Regions from separate parts of the Mus musculus genome. Here all the other regions are linked to region 1. Evidence: chromatin loops called from intact Hi-C (ENCODE). Cell type or tissue: left cerebral cortex. All regions are shown on one strand.

Region 1 (5,000 bases):
ACAGCTCAGAGCAGTGGTGTGCCCAGAAGCCCAGTAAGTCAGCGGCACCAGGATCAAAAGGGCTTCCAAGGGAAACGAGAATATTTGTGAGAAATGGCGAGGCTTGAGATACTTAAAGAAGTGTAGCTCAGAGTTTGCCACAAAACCAGGAAAGAGGGGGCCAAGTATTGTTGTCCTGTGGGCTCTGAAGAGTCTTGAAGTTCAAGAGCTGGATAGGGCTGCTACCAGCAATGAGGTCAGAGCTCTGTTGCTCCCAGATTAGGAATTCATAAATAACTGGGCATTCAAGAATGCAAAGTGTATTCCTGCCCCAGTTGAATATGCCAAATTCAAGTACAGACACAGGGTGTAAACAAGAGAGATCCGCCACTCATCCTCAGGAATGGGAGAGGAGGAGGGGCCTTCCTCCCAGGAGGCTTCTTCTCTTGGTCGTTAGTACCGTTGGGTGACTGTTCTCACCTCAGAGAGTGTCTAGCCACAGGCTCACTGATTTGTCCTTGGTTATTCAGGAGTTCTGTGACCTCAGCACTGAAGACCTTATTCCAGGAATTCTCATCAGGACCAGTCACTCTAGTTGGAATTCAGGCAGAGAAGTGGGAGACAGGACTCCCTTCTCTCCTGTCCTAATTCCCCGAGCCATGGGTCTGGGAGCAGGTTCACAGGACTCTGAGAACTCTCTGAAGGTGACCATGGGGCTTTGAAATCTAAGAGAGAGCGGGAAAGAGGAAGAGAGGGAGAGAGGGAGAGAGGAAGAGACAAAGAGACAGCGAGAGAGACAGAGGAAGAGAGGAAGAGAGATGGAGACAGAAAGAGACACAGAGAAGAATGTGAACTTTCTTCTTGCCTGCACGCTGACATCCCATCATCCCTATACCTGAACGAAAACCTTTCTGGCCCTAAGTTTATTCAAAGAATCAAAGACTTGATGAACATTTCTAGCAAAAATTGTGGCTAGGACTGTGCACCCACCTCTCCCCTAACGATGCACCTAGAAACCTAGGACACACCTACCTGCACTGAACTGCATAAACGACCCACTTCAAACAACACGTCAGCTTACTTCTTCCTAGCAACCTTTAGCAACTCCTCGCTTTGTATCCCACTGTCATTTGAATCTGCAGCGGAACATATCTGAGTGCACTAGGCGGGGGCTGTTGTGTCCTGAACTAGTTTGGGGTGCACTAGCAATGTGGCAAACCAAGCTTCTTCTTTCATGTATTCTGGTTGGATTTTTGTCAGCTTGATACAGACCTTGACATATCTAGGAAATCATAATTGAGAAAATGCTTCCATAGACTAATATAGGAAGGCCCAGCCCACTGCATGTGGTGCCACCCCGAGCAGGGCATCCTAGATTGTATAAGAAAGCAAGCTGAACAAGCAACTCGTGAGAAGCACGGCAGTAAGCAGCACTAATCATGACCTCTGCATCACGTCCTGCATCCAGGTTCCTGCCTTGAGTTTCTGCCTAGACTTCCCCGGATGATGGAATACAAGATGGAGGCTGAAAGAAACCCGTTCCTCCCCAGCTTTTTGCCATGGTGTCTTATCACAGCAGTAGAAACCCTGACTGAGATATCATCTTATGCCTGTGCATAATTGGGTATGCATATGGTTAAAATCAGATGCATCATGGGAAAGGATGCACACAGGTAGCTATGTGTGCAGAATTCAAATCTGTAGATTTAAACGGAGATCCACCCATGGTATGCACCTTAGTAACTAACCCTTGCTCCACGTGGACCCCAGAAAAGGAAGTCCCAAACAATAACTAAAGCCGTTGAGTAGCACAGCTCAGGGAAGCTGCTACTCCTTTGCATCATAACCAGTCTGCACTATCGCTTTGCTTCTGAATAAACTTTCTTCACCATTTTGAGTCCTCCTGTGCTTAAAAATAAATTTGAATAGGCTCCAAGAACATGGGGACCCTAGGTCCAGACATCCAGACAGTGGCCTCTCGTATCAGGATGAAGTCACAGTGTTCATGACCCAACCACCTCTCAAAGATGGGGGCCACCCTCAGGGGCTCGTAATACTGGTACTGGGTGAGTGGAGGCTTGATTTTGAAGTTACGTCCAGCTCAAAGAGCATAGTACCTACTTTGTTGTGGCCCGGACATTCATTCTTGCTTTACGTAGAAGGCCTGGGTCCTAGCCAACATCTGGCACTTTCTCTTGCCAATACTTCAACACCAGACGCCAGCAGAGAGCCAGCCTGGGATCCTGTTAGTAACTAAGTTCCGAGGCCTCGGGCCTCCGAAAAGCCTATGAGATCATGTGACTGTGAAAGGGTTTTTACGTTTGTGGACCTGATGGTGCCAACAGAAAGGGGATGTGTGCCATCTAAACTACGTAAGGTTGCTTGGGATTCTGTTCCTGAGTTTTGAATGAAATATTTTGGGCATTTATGTCTTGAGAGTCATAATGGACTTCAAAAGCACAGGAGTGGGGAGGGGGCTGCTAAAATCCAGCTTGTTTATCCTTGAATCTTGATACTCATCTTCCTACCCCAAGCTGTGACTGGAATATTCCACACATTTAGTTCCTCCCATGCAGCGATTTCATTGGCAAATGGACAGAAAAGGAAAGGTCTCCATTCACTGAGTAGCTGGAACGAATGACACAAATTTACACTCAATTCCCAACCTTTCAAATTGAGTTGGAGTTGAAACCGTAGATCACTTTTGCTGGCAGCTGACGTTTTGTGTTCTCCCTTATGGCCAGCAGGGGGCGGGCTGGGCCTGGGAATGTGCTGGGATGCTCCCTCTCCACCAGCTACATGCAGTTTCCCCAAATCCCCTAGGAAATCGGGGCTGGCCTCCTCCACGGCCCCACTCTCCACCAGTTAGGGGCAGGCCGCTTTCCTCCCCACCAAAAAATAACTCTGGAATTCTGGGCTTTGGCTTTCCTGTAGGGCCAGTCTATTCCAGGGACTGGAATCTGTCTCTTGGGGGCTCAAAGCCAGCATCTTCTGACAGGGCTGGATCCCAGCCTCCCTTCCACTGCCCTTATGAGGACATTCTGAGTTCCCACAGTAAATGTAGCTCCTGGTGAGTCTCAGAATCAACTCTTGCCAACAACACTCTCCACTCCAGTCCATCCTATGCAGGAGCAACCTTCTCTATGACTTGGTTTTCTCACCTGCAAAATGGGACTAAAGTAGAGTACAGTAGAGTATGATTGTAATCTCCATGCTAGGGAAGTTCAAGGCTAGCTTGGGCAGCTTGCTGAATCTTAGGCTATCCTGAGTTAGATGACATTCTGATTTAAAAAGCCACAAAGGAGTGTGTGTGTGTGTGTGTGTGTGTGTGTGTGTGTGTGTGTGTATGTAACAAGGTTACATAGCCAGCCTGGGCTACAGGAAAACCTGCCACAAAAAGGCATGTGTATAGGTTAGGAAGGGGCTGGAGAAATATCTCAACAGTTAAGAATGTTTGCTGCTTACCCAGAGGGCCCAATTTCAGTTCTTGTCACCAGTTTGGAGTGGTTCATAATGGCTTCACTCCAGCTCCAGGGGACCCAACACCAATGTCTAGCCTTCCATATGCTCGGCACACATATTGCATGCATGCAATATGTGCCCACAGACACCTAATTTTTTTTTAGAAAAGGAAATGATAAAAGAGACTAAACCACTGTTAAATGCTTAGAAGTAGCTTAGCACTGAATCTATGAGAGATGCTGTAGGCATGGATGCCTGCAGTTCTTGGAGACTGTGGGACATGTTTTCCTTTGGCACTTGCCAGTGGACCACACAATGATGTCATAGGGTGCAGCATATGGTGCTTGCTAACCTACTACCAATCAGAAATAGCCTGAGCCTGGTTTGCCAGCCAGCAAGCCCAGGTCAGCTGGCCTCAATACCCAGCACTTGATTTCGACTCCAGACTGTGAGACTCTTGTGCCTGTGTGCTGAGGAGGGAAGTGGATGGAGGTTTTCTGCTGTTGCTCTGAATGCTAAGGTTGAGTTTCAGCCCAGACTCTTGAAGAGGAAGGAAACTTTGAAATTCTATACAAGTAGGGCTCATTCCAGTAGCCCCCAGAGGTATGCCAGGCTTCTGAGAGCTCCTGAGAGCCGCCAAGTCTTCCTTACATCTCCATGAATGGGTAAAACTGGGCAAAGGCCATAGACACAGGCAGGGTTTGAGTGCCAGCCAAGAGAGGCTCAGGGCATGATGGGAAGGACAGAAACCTTGTCCAGATGCAATCAGATGCTGTTCTGTGTGGGTCACCAAAGCACAGGAAACCAGGCGCTGGGCTCCTCACTGCACAAGGCTCTTTTGTTGAGCCTAATCCCTGTTGACCAGGCTTGGCCTCAAGGTTCTGTGCAGGGCCCTCCCCACCAGGCCCACCCCAGCTCTTTCCAGCCAAAGCCCCCGGGACGAGCTCAGGTTCCCTTTGGCTTCAATGGTAGAGACCAGATCTTGGCTGAGTCTGCCCCCATTTTAAGAGACTCTTTATTGCGGACAGGGCCTGGGTGTGCACACTGTATGAATTCCAACATAACCTCTTTTGTTTTTACCCTTCTTGCTCTGTCTGTTTTCCACTGATGGCCTTAGTCAGCTGAAATATTAATTACATAAAGATGGCCGGGCTGTCAAGCTGGAGAGGTTCTAGTCTGACTCCCTCTTTAGCAGACCAGGAACAGGCCCGAGAGGGAGATCCTTGCTCTAGGTCCCCCAACTGCTGCAGAGGCTCCTGACCCTCATCCCTGATCTCGGCTTCATTCTGTCTAGTGATAGACAAACTCCCTGTTTTAGGTTCCGAGTTCTCTGCAAGTGGCAAAACTCTCTTAAGACCCGAGAACGATATGGAGGGCAGGCCAGAGCGTGGGCCCTCTGGGGAGGGAAGTAGGGGTAGCTGAAGGACCCCTTGATCTGAGTGTGAGGGAACAGGACAGGGCACAGGCCCCTCCCTCCCTTGATCGAATCATTCGTCCAAAAGGGACCCCAGAAATGTCTTCAGACTAGAAAGGGACAGGGTCTGGAGGCTCCTGTGATA
Region 2 (5,000 bases), 790 kb after region 1:
GGAAGCAATGGCAGGCTTCCTGTGCTCTGTGAGTTCGAGGCCAGCCTGGTCTACATAATGAGTTCAGACCAGCCTAGGGTATGTACCGAGATCCTGCATTTTTAAAAAGTTTATATTGAACATAATAGAATTGTGATTATTATTTTCTCAGAAGCACCCTTAGTGTTTATTTAAGATAAAATGCAGATTTAGGAACTCATGCTTACTGTGTAGCATTTCCTTGTCTACCTTCATTAAGACTTCCCATAGTACAGTTAGAGCCTGCAGCCATCTCAGAACTCAAGTAAAAAAATGCAGGAAGCTTGTTGTAAGCTTCAAGCCAGAAAAACAACCAACCAACCCCACAAGCTGAGATGTAATTAATTATAGCAGAAAGTGATTTCAACAAAGGTACTGGAAAATGAATTGTGATAAAAGTACTGTTGTTTCGCCGGGCTGTGGTGGTACACACCTTTAATCCCAGCACCTGGGAGGCAGAGGCAGACAGATCTCTGTGAGTTCAAGACCAGCCTGGTCTACAAAGTGAATTCCTGGACAGCCAGAAACCCTGTCTCAAAACAAACAAGCAAACAAACAAGACAACAACAAAACAAAAAATGCTGTTTTTTTGTTTGTTTGTTTGTTTGTTTGTAGCCAGGGTCTCACTATATATCCCAGGCTGTCCTGGAAGTTGCTATGTAGCCTAGTCTGGTCTCAAACGAGCAGTTTTCCTGCCTCAGCCTCTGACCACTAGAATTATAAGTATGTCTGCCATGCCTGGCTAAAAATAATTGTCTGATGATTATTTCCTAAGTTTCCACATGACAAATGAGAAGTAGAGTGTGCTTTTCTGGTAGCAGTAATTTATTGAGCATTGCTTGGTTGATGGATGGTGTTGCATTGTGGTCTCGGATAATTAAAGTCAGTATCGCAGTTACTGTTCTCCCGAAAACACCGGAACCTTAGACCCAATCCATTTTCAACAACTCATTTCAACTTACTTTTTCTGTAACCAGCTTTGGCAAATAGGTGGCCTTCTGTTCTTCTGAAGCGTGTTTTCTAAACAGGTTGTTAATTATTGTGTTCTGGATGTCACACAGGAGAGCCACCGAAGCATCCACCTTAGCTAGTTCCTCTATCACTAGGACAGAGCAGAAAAAGGAAGCTTCTGTCCCTCCATATTGTGCTTCAACTTCAATGCCCATCAGCTAAAGCAAAGACAGATGAGGAAAGATGAGGCAGGTGCGGAAAGCTATTCATACCGGGAGACTGTAAATTGTTAAACTGTAAACACATGTATGACCTGGGGCCCCTTATGCTAGGCAAGCACCTTACCACCACCCAAGCTATGGCCATAGCCTACCATATATGCATTCTGAATTTTAAATTTTTATTTATATTTTAATTTGATATAGCTATTTTGCTGTAAATAATAGTCTATAAAAATTTTAGGTTTTTTTGGTTGCTTGTTTGCTTTTCCTCTTTTTTTTTTCTTGAGAAGGATAAATTTATGTTAGAGGTTTTATTCCACTTTGGGTCTTGGATAACAATGAAAGATGCAAATGCCTTGAAGCATAAATGAACGGAATAAAAAACCTAAGTATGCACTGATAACCTTCCTTATGAAGAAAGTACGAGCTGTTTTGGTATTTCCATACTGGCCCCTCTATACTGATTTGATGTAATAAGTGAATGCATGAATGTAACCAGCTCCCAGTGAACATGTCTGCAGCTTGTAGTTGTTGGCACAGAGTCTTCCAAGCAGGTCTTTTAATGGAACCTTCTCAGCAGGGATAATGACTGCACAAGCATCTATCTGGGGCCACTTTAGAAAGTCCAAGACGGTTAGCAGACAACACCTGGTAAGTGACACACCCAACAAGTCACAGTTGCTGACACACAACACTAAATGTTGGCCGTTTGATTTCAATGTCTAAGTCTGGAACATGAAATGTCCTTAGTACTGCTCTGTGTTTAACTGTCCTTGATTTAGGAAAGGCACATGACGTATACCAGTGGTGCAAGAGCCATGTCTGGTAGCAGGAAGGGTGAAGTGTCCTTTTTCTCTAGGCTCTCCTAGAACAGCAGTGCTGAGTTAGGGCTAGGGCTATTTCAGGGTGAGGATGTAGCCAACAGAAAGGCAGAACCACAAAGGCTGAGAACTGCAATGGAGTGGGAGGGGAAGAGAACTGACAGTGATTTCCGAGTGGGAGCCATTGTTAGCAATACTGCTCCTCGATAAAGGTCACAGTTCTCTTTAATCGGAAATTTGTGGCAGGTGACTAACACAGGGACTGAGGAGTTGGGAGGCAGTTGAGCTACGATAGCAGGAGTAGTTTCAGGAGGTGGATGGTGAGTGTGCATGGCCCTGAATGCAAGCTCTACCCCAGGAGAGCAGTTTTCAAGCCTTTCAAGCCGTGAGGCCATCAAAGTCCCCACAGAAGCATGGCCAGGGATGGGGTCTGTCCATGATGACAGCAGAACTGGGCTGGGAGAAGAACCATCGGGTCTTTGTCTAACACACCAGGTGTCTGTGCGGCCCCATATGTCTCTACAGGGGATTCCATTTCCTAAGTATTTCACTGATGACAAAAAATTAGAAAAACCATCAAAAGCTGGTCACATTGAAACCAGAAGAAAGGAAATTATATGGCATGGTGCCAAAAGTTATTTTTCAATAAGGTGACGGACAAGATTTAAAAAGGTGGTACTGAATACATACTTAGTATTAAAACCAACCAACCAAACAAACAAATAAACAAACAACTCCTTTGAGCCTAAAGACAAGGGAGACACCAGGAATTAGCATGGGGATTTTAAAAGACGTGCTCCTTGGAGTTCCCACACTGGCAATGCCCTACTCATAGCCAGATTAACTCTACTTTAATCTCTTCTACATGTCATACATGGTGACAAGAGCTATGTGACAAAGACTGTGTGAATCACAAAGCTGGAAATCTGCCTAACGTGGAACTCAGATATCAGCTCTTCTTTAAGACTGACACACAAACAAGAATGCACACAGTGTCTCTGGCCTATAGTGTTTGACAGAGCTAGTCAGCTCTTAGTTGAGCTTGCCTGTGTGTGTGCTGTAGGATGGTCAGTCTGTGTGGCCTGTAGTGTTTGACGGAGCTAGTCAGCTCTTAGGTGAGCTTGCCTGTGTGTGTGCTGTAGGATGGTCAGTCTGTGTGGCCTGTAGTGTTTGACGGAGCTAGTCAGCTCTTAGGTGAGCTTCCCTGTGTGTGTGCTGTAGGATGGTCAGTCTGTAGCGCCCAGGCTTCTTCCCACCAGGTGCTAGTGGCCTTCTCCTTCACAACACTGCCAATTTAAAATGTCAATCCAGTTAGAAATCTTTAACTGTATAAAATCAACTAAGACCTTAACAGAGAAGAAACACAGATACTTTGGACTAGGAATGAGGAATTCACTAAGGTTATTATAATCCCTCAATTGAAAAGTTTGCATATATTTTAATATACAAGATGTATTTAAAAGTAGTTGGCCAACACAAAATGGACTCTGCTTTTTGTGTACTTTTTTTTGGTTTGGGTATTTTTGTCTTGTTTATTTTGAATTTTTTTTTCTTTTCTTTTCTTTTTTTTTTGAGAAAGAGAAACAGAGAGACAGAGAAAATGAAATTGGGTGGGTAGAGAGGTGGGAGAAGACAGGAGAGGGGTAGAGGAGGCAAAAGGATATAATAAAATATATTTTATAAGGATTTAAATAACAAAAGCTTGAAAGCAGAATTAAGGAACACGTACCCCTTGCTGGAACAATCCCTGGATCACCGATTTCTCCATTTTTGAGTTCTCATCCATAGAGGAAACCAGAGGAGCAACGTGCTCCTGTGCAAATTTTTTGACTGTGGGAAAAAGAATTGCTGATGAGTTTATGTTTAAATAGATAGAGTGGATATTTTTAAGTTAAGAAAGAAATAGTTCATTAACAGTTTGCTGATAAACATTTTTAATCAATAAAACACACATGACTATATTTAGGTTTTCAAGATACAAATTAAAATTTCCTTCTATAAATACAGAAAGGCCATCCCCTAACCTGCTTTGAAGCAAAAATGTAAAATACGATGGAAGGCATAAAATGAAAAATGAAAGCCTTATTCTCCTATCTTGGATTTAGAGTTCATCTCCCCAAAGGTAACTGATTTTAAACCTATGTGTTCCTTCTGAAAGCTTCTCTCCAAAGTGCATCTCTGCCCACACGCTCTACCTGCCGGCTTTCTTCTAGTACACAAAGCAACCTACGACTCACATTCAACCTCCTCCCCGCTTCCTCCTCCCATCTTATTCTTTTTGCTAGTTTTTGAGACAGGATTTCACTGTGTAGCCCTTGTTGGCCTGGAACTTCCTGAGATCAGGCTAGCCTTAGCTCACAAAGATCTACTTGCTTCTGGCTTTGCAGTTCTGAGATTAAAGGCATATACCACCATGCCAGATGCCTGCAATCTCCCTGCCTACACCTTATCTTTCTACACCAGCACATCCCATCTAACATGGACCTTTTAACAGCTGCATGACCACACCCAGGAAGGTTTCTCCACCTCGGTCCTAAGAATGCTCTGGGCTGGCAAGCCTTTGTTTCGGAGATGCTTTCCCTGTGCACTGTAGGATGGTTAGTATCATGTCCTGACTCCAGGGCTACAGAAGAGACTGTCAATGAATCAGTTTCTGGGAAGAGAGATGGGCAAACCTTAACCTGTAACCTAACCCTTTATTCTGCTGTTGTTTTTATATTACTTTTTCCAAAATATTATGTGAAAAATCCCATTTATATGACTCTAAATCCTTTGGAGGCTAAGTAAGGTTATTTGAGCCCAGGGGTTAAGGTCATCATGGGCAACACAACAACACCCTGCTTCAAAAATAAACAAATACCCTGAAGCCCCTAAACAGAGCAACCACCGCAGAGATGAGCACATCTCCCGGGCTGATGTGTGCTGTTTCCCACGACCAGAGGGGCAAGAGGGTGAAGTTGAAGGTTTGCTTACCTGTCTGCTTCATCAT
Region 3 (5,000 bases), 60 kb after region 1:
TACATATGGTCCTTTTCTGCTAGAACTCTAGTTGGATCTTTTCCTAGTCTTCACTGGTTAGTTGGGACTTTAAGAGTGTGTCTTGCCCATGGAGCCTCTCTTCTCTGAGCCACACGGATACCTGGGACTTGCTTTCTTGTCTGTAGTGGCTGGGTTTAGATAGGACAACCCCTGTGAGTAAGTGCAGGAGACATCCACAGAGAAGAGCGCAGGGGATCCAATCCAAACCAATGCCTTCTTAGAAAGCCAGGGGAGGAGGGAGACTTCCTTCTTCTCTGGAGAACTGCTCTGGATCTTGATTCCCAATTATCCTGGGTTTGACAACTAGATCCAAGGCCCTCTAGCCATCCGCCACGGGCCCTGTGTCAGCTACAGTTTTCTCTCGCAATACCCTTCCACCTAGGAGTTCTAAAACTGCAATCCAAAGGTCGGCTGGGTGGTCTGATAGCAACAGTGAGGACATAGGAGTGAGGCAAAAAGTCACAGCTGAGCTGGCTAACATCTGACATTGGGGGCCTCAGGCCTGTGATTCCCCTCTAAATGCAGAGGCCTTAGCCCAATGCCCAGGTTCATCTCAGAGGCATTCTTGGGTCATATCCCAGGCCCTCAGGGACAGACTGACAGACTTAAGGACTAGTTGTCTTTGTGGCTGGCAGACACTGTGGCCCCTTGGAGGCAACTCTACTGGATCTTTAGAACTTATGAATTAAATGTACAGAGTAGACTGATGACAGTTGGGACCAATTCTGGATCATCTCAGAGCCTCTTAAATGTGGAGTATATTCTCCGCTAGATGGAGATAGAAAAAAATAGGGGTGATTTGAAGGTACAGTTTGGATTTGACCTGTGAATTCTGACTCTGAGATGCAGGGCACCCGAGGCAGCCCCTAGAAAGCACAGCAAGCAAGCTGCAAAACAGTCACTGCCAGGACCTGACTTTAGCGATTCATTGAGTGGCTATGAAAGCTACCCCCAACCCCAGCTCTCACCACAAATGAGTCCCTCAGCCACCACTACACGCACCTTGGTGCTGCTGCCTCTGACATTTAACCTGTGAGTCAGCGAGTCTCTTGTTTTAAACCTGTCTCAATGTGTTAGAGGAGCCATAGAATACTGGTGCAGAGCCCAGAGAGAAGCTAGGGCCACTGGCTTCTTTCCACTCCACTAAGAAAAAAAACTACGGCATGATGGGTAAAGATGGAAGGCACTTTATCAAAGGGAAGGTGACACCAGGGTTCTCCAGAGAAGCCTGGATTCCTGGAAGAGACAAATGCCCTCTTGTGACTTGTGAGATAGTAGTCTTCGGCTGGCTCTATTCTCTCCTACAGAGCCACACTCTGGACGGTAGGCAGCAGGGGTTCCCAGGCCCTTAGGCCCTGCTCCCAGGGAACTTCCTCCAGGGAATCCGGGATTCCTCCACGGTCTGGGGCAAAACGACTGGAGGGCAGCCTGCTGGTTATTACCTTAGCCAGTCTTAATCAGATTTGTTCTGCAAAATGAAGGAATGGAAGACACAGCCCTATAGTTCTCTCCACGATCACCATGCCTTACCTCTGCAGAAGGGGTGCCCAGGAGGACAAAATATCGGCCTCCTAGAAATGCAAGGAAGGCTGGTGACAGTCTTCTAGTGGCCTTCAACACCTGCTGGAGAGGCCCTGGGCGGGTAGGAGGGAGGGTGGGTCGGCCGGCGCCTAGCCTCTCCTGGGCGCGCCCCTGCCCGCCCCACTCCGGCCCAGCCCCGCCCGTCCGGCCTGTCCCACCCACCATCTGCACCCGCTGCAGCGCCCGCGCCCCTGTCCCGCGCCGTAGTCGTCATTTGTAGCCCGCCTGCCGCTCCCGGGGACCCGATCCTACCCTGGGTGCGGGGCAGAGCGGGCATGGCCCGTCTGGGGACCGCCTGCCCTGCGCTGGCGCTGGCCCTGGCACTTGTGGCGGTGGCCCTGGCTGGAGTCAGAGCCCAGGGCGCAGCCTTCGAGGAGCCTGACTATTACAGCCAGGAGCTCTGGCGGCGCGGGCGCTATTATGGGCATCCGGAGCCTGAGCCGGAGCCGGAGCTCTTCTCGCCTTCAATGCATGAAGACCTTAGGGTGGAGGAGCAGGAACAGCAGGAGCCGCACCAGCAGGGCCACAGAACTCCCAAGAAGGCCATCAAGCCCAAGAAGGCTCCCAAGAGGGAGAAGTTAGTTGCAGAGACGCCTCCACCAGGTAACTTTTGCATCGGGCAGCCCGAGGGGGCGCCAGCGATCGTGGCACTCCAGGGGACACCTGGCTTCCAGTATGTTTTCTTGAGTGAGCCCAGCCAAAGTCCTGTGGTGCCTGTGTTATTCCCTAGAGACTACATCTGAGCTAAGTTCAGCTTTCTCTCCCTGCCCCCTCAGGCAGAAACAGAATGGAGCTCTTTGGGAAGCTGCCTGGGGAGCGGCCCGGTGTCCCAATGCTCGCTGGCACAGCCTAAGGAGGCATCTGTTGCTTCTTCCTGCTCTGCTTATGTATTCAATCTTTAGAAGTGTTTTTTTCAGACCGATTTTATCAATGGGCATGTGACCGGCCGGTGTCACTTGGCAGATGGCCTTGGCAAGATTCAGTCAGTGACCTTTATTCAGACAGTGCCCTTCTCAGCTCCCTCCACCCCAGTCAGTGGGGCCCTTAAATCCACTATGCACAGAATGGCACAGTCCCAGCTGCAGACTTTGGATCACTCTTGGTCCCTGTAGCAGCCAAGATTCTGCCTTCTTGGAAAGGGCAGACTACAGGAGCCCTGGAAAGCTCTGAGTGCCTGGCAGCCTGGGATGCTCTACCCATCCCTTGGGCCAATCTCAAATCCATCCTCACTTTCTTCTAGTCCAGCCTGTATCCCAAACCTGTGAAGAGGGCTTTCTCTTAACTGTTTCAGATAGTGATTGCTCAGTGCAGGAGCTGTGTTCCCACTATTTCAATCACAGGAAGCCAGCAGGACAGTGACCAAATTCTATGGCCTTTGCGTTTCTTTGCCTGAAAGGAATCACGTGCCAGGTCACAGAGCTCTGGACTCAGAAGTGGCTTTCATTTGGTTAGACGAATATTAAATTCACCAGGCGGGGTGGCAAGGGAAGATGCTGACACTCTTGAGCCCCAATTTGAGGCTATCACCTTTGTATATGGCTGAGTCCCTGCCGTCTGCCATTGATAGTTCCAAAGGTTGGGCAAACCCAAATAGAACCACAGAGACTGTCTCTCCTTTTTCTGGGGGATGATGGAGATTAAGAGGTAGAAAAGCTGCCGTGGCTCTACATGAAGGGGTGGGATGTGGCGCTGAGTTTGGTAGTGTCCCATGGTCTCATTTAGTTCTCTTCTGGCTCTGGAAGGTGGCTAGCCCTGTCATGTTACAGATTAGCAGCCTTCAAGCAGGGGAAGGTAACTTATTTTGTCATTGTTCTGCTTGGGAGAATTGAAAGCCCGATTTACCAGCCAGGTCGTGGGGTTACCATTTTGGGACCTGGAATTTGAGTTCTACTTTTTGAGCCTCAGTTGCTTCACCTGCAGATAGAAAGAAAAGTGTCTGCCATTGCATTGATGCTGCCAAAGCCTTCTATAGTGTCCGTTAGTGTGCCCTGAACTTTGAGGTGTGCTTGTTGTGTGGGAGCTCTTCATTTGTTCTACACATGGTTTATAAGTGTCTGCCCAGCACTGTAAGGCGAAGCCCTGGGGAGAGAGAACATAAGGTGGAGAGGCCGTTCCTCCAAGGACTTCATAGAATTGTGTAACTTTGGGGAAGTAATCACAAGTGTGCTGAGAGTTGCATAGAACATGGAATATCAAGAAAATAAATGATAAAAGGGCCAGTGTTTCCCAGGGGGAGATGACTAACTAGGCCTGATTAATAAGCTCACTTATTGTTCGAGTATTCTCACTAGTGACCAATTACAGTCTTTCACATCCTAGGCTAATCAGTGCCTCCAACTAATGTGTCTGGGGGCTCAGTTATCACAACCTGGAAGTGGATCTCCTTTCTTGGAGCATTGGTGGTTATCAGCCTAGGAATGGGGGGTCTCTGAAAGAGAAACCAGGTATACTCTGTCATTTGCTTTTGGACAGCCATCTTGCAGACAGAAGTTGGCCATGGGACAGGTAGTTAACTGTTCCTGGTGAATACTTAGCCACCAGGTCCTGTCTCCAAATGGAAGACACACCCCAAAGCACCAGTATCAGGCTCACAGGCCTTGGGGGAGCTGCTTCCTGGCTCATTGCTCTTTCAGCCATTTTCCTAGTGAATCAAGTGGGGCATTTTAAAGCTTCCGCAGCTAGGATGAGTGTGACATTCATTGCGTAGTTTAAATTAATGCCTCTCTGTCTCCCTCCATCTCCTCCTGCTCCCCCCTCCTCTGTGTATGTTCAATAAAACTTTCAACTGTGGATCAAAAAGTCAAAGCTGCATGCAGTAGGGGAGAGATTAGGTTAGATTAGATTAAAATGATCTTGGTTAGGGGACTGCAAAATCTGTGCACTTCAACTGCACAGAGAGGAGATGATTACACCCCACTGAAAGTGGTGGCTTGTACTTTGCAGACACAATGTTGGAAAGGCACTTTTCTGTATGGCCGGCTGTTTTATGAGCGGGTTGCCAACCTTAGACATGTGCTTCAGAGGAAGGGAGTTGGTGTTCTGCTCTGGATGTTAGATGTAAATTTCGGGAGTTTACTGCATGACTGGGTTCCAGGACCAGCTAGGGGCTGAGGTGGGAGCAGAGGACAAGATTGAGCAGAGAACTAATTTGGGTAGCACGTGCACATCGTATTTGGAGACAGTGAAATGTTTCCCACTTAGCTCTTGGGAGCTAAAAGTTGGAGTTGGTAAAGGAGATATTGGAAACGTGTGTGTGTGTGTGTGTGTGTGTGTGTGTGTGTGTGTGTGTTGAGTACCAAGAGGGCATTTGTGTGGATCCCTGAGGAGGCTGGTGCAAGGGGTATTGGGTCTGGCTTTGAGTTTTGGCTTTAATCTTTAGTAACCAGAGAAATGCCCTA

What was found. Peaks named below come from ENCODE experiments on the same cell type or tissue, not always from the same donor. Only the 100,000 strongest peaks of a DNase experiment are listed, where the experiment ranks them.
Region 2: it touches region 1 in a loop (4-fold over the local background); 4 of 42 quality-filtered maps call a loop at or near these places.
Region 3: it touches region 1 in a loop (2.1-fold over the local background); 2 of 42 quality-filtered maps call a loop at or near these places.

The regions. Positions count from the first base shown.
Region 1 is chr7:132,211,411-132,216,410 of GRCm38, reverse strand. No RefSeq gene overlaps it. Among named protein-coding and RNA genes, the nearest start is that of Cpxm2, 59 kb to the right of the region's middle. In left cerebral cortex, a CTCF peak has its summit at 2,725 (motif pointing right); DNase peaks (open chromatin) are centred at 2,740, 3,825 and 4,112; H3K27ac peaks cover 319 bases.
Region 2 is chr7:131,424,616-131,429,615 of GRCm38, reverse strand. It overlaps Acadsb (acyl-Coenzyme A dehydrogenase, short/branched chain), which reads right to left. Exons shown (of 11, transcript NM_025826.4): 2 at 4,985-5,000; 3 at 3,741-3,841; 4 at 981-1,187. Among named protein-coding and RNA genes, the nearest start is that of Acadsb, 17 kb to the right of the region's middle. In left cerebral cortex, no CTCF peak of the experiment used is centred here; a DNase peak (open chromatin) is centred at 2,232.
Region 3 is chr7:132,151,491-132,156,490 of GRCm38, reverse strand. Cpxm2 (carboxypeptidase X 2 (M14 family)) reads left to right here and starts at 1,750. Exons shown (of 14, transcript NM_018867.5): 1 at 1,750-2,205. The coding sequence starts at 1,878. In left cerebral cortex, a CTCF peak has its summit at 2,234; a DNase peak (open chromatin) is centred at 2,462; H3K4me3 peaks cover 839 bases.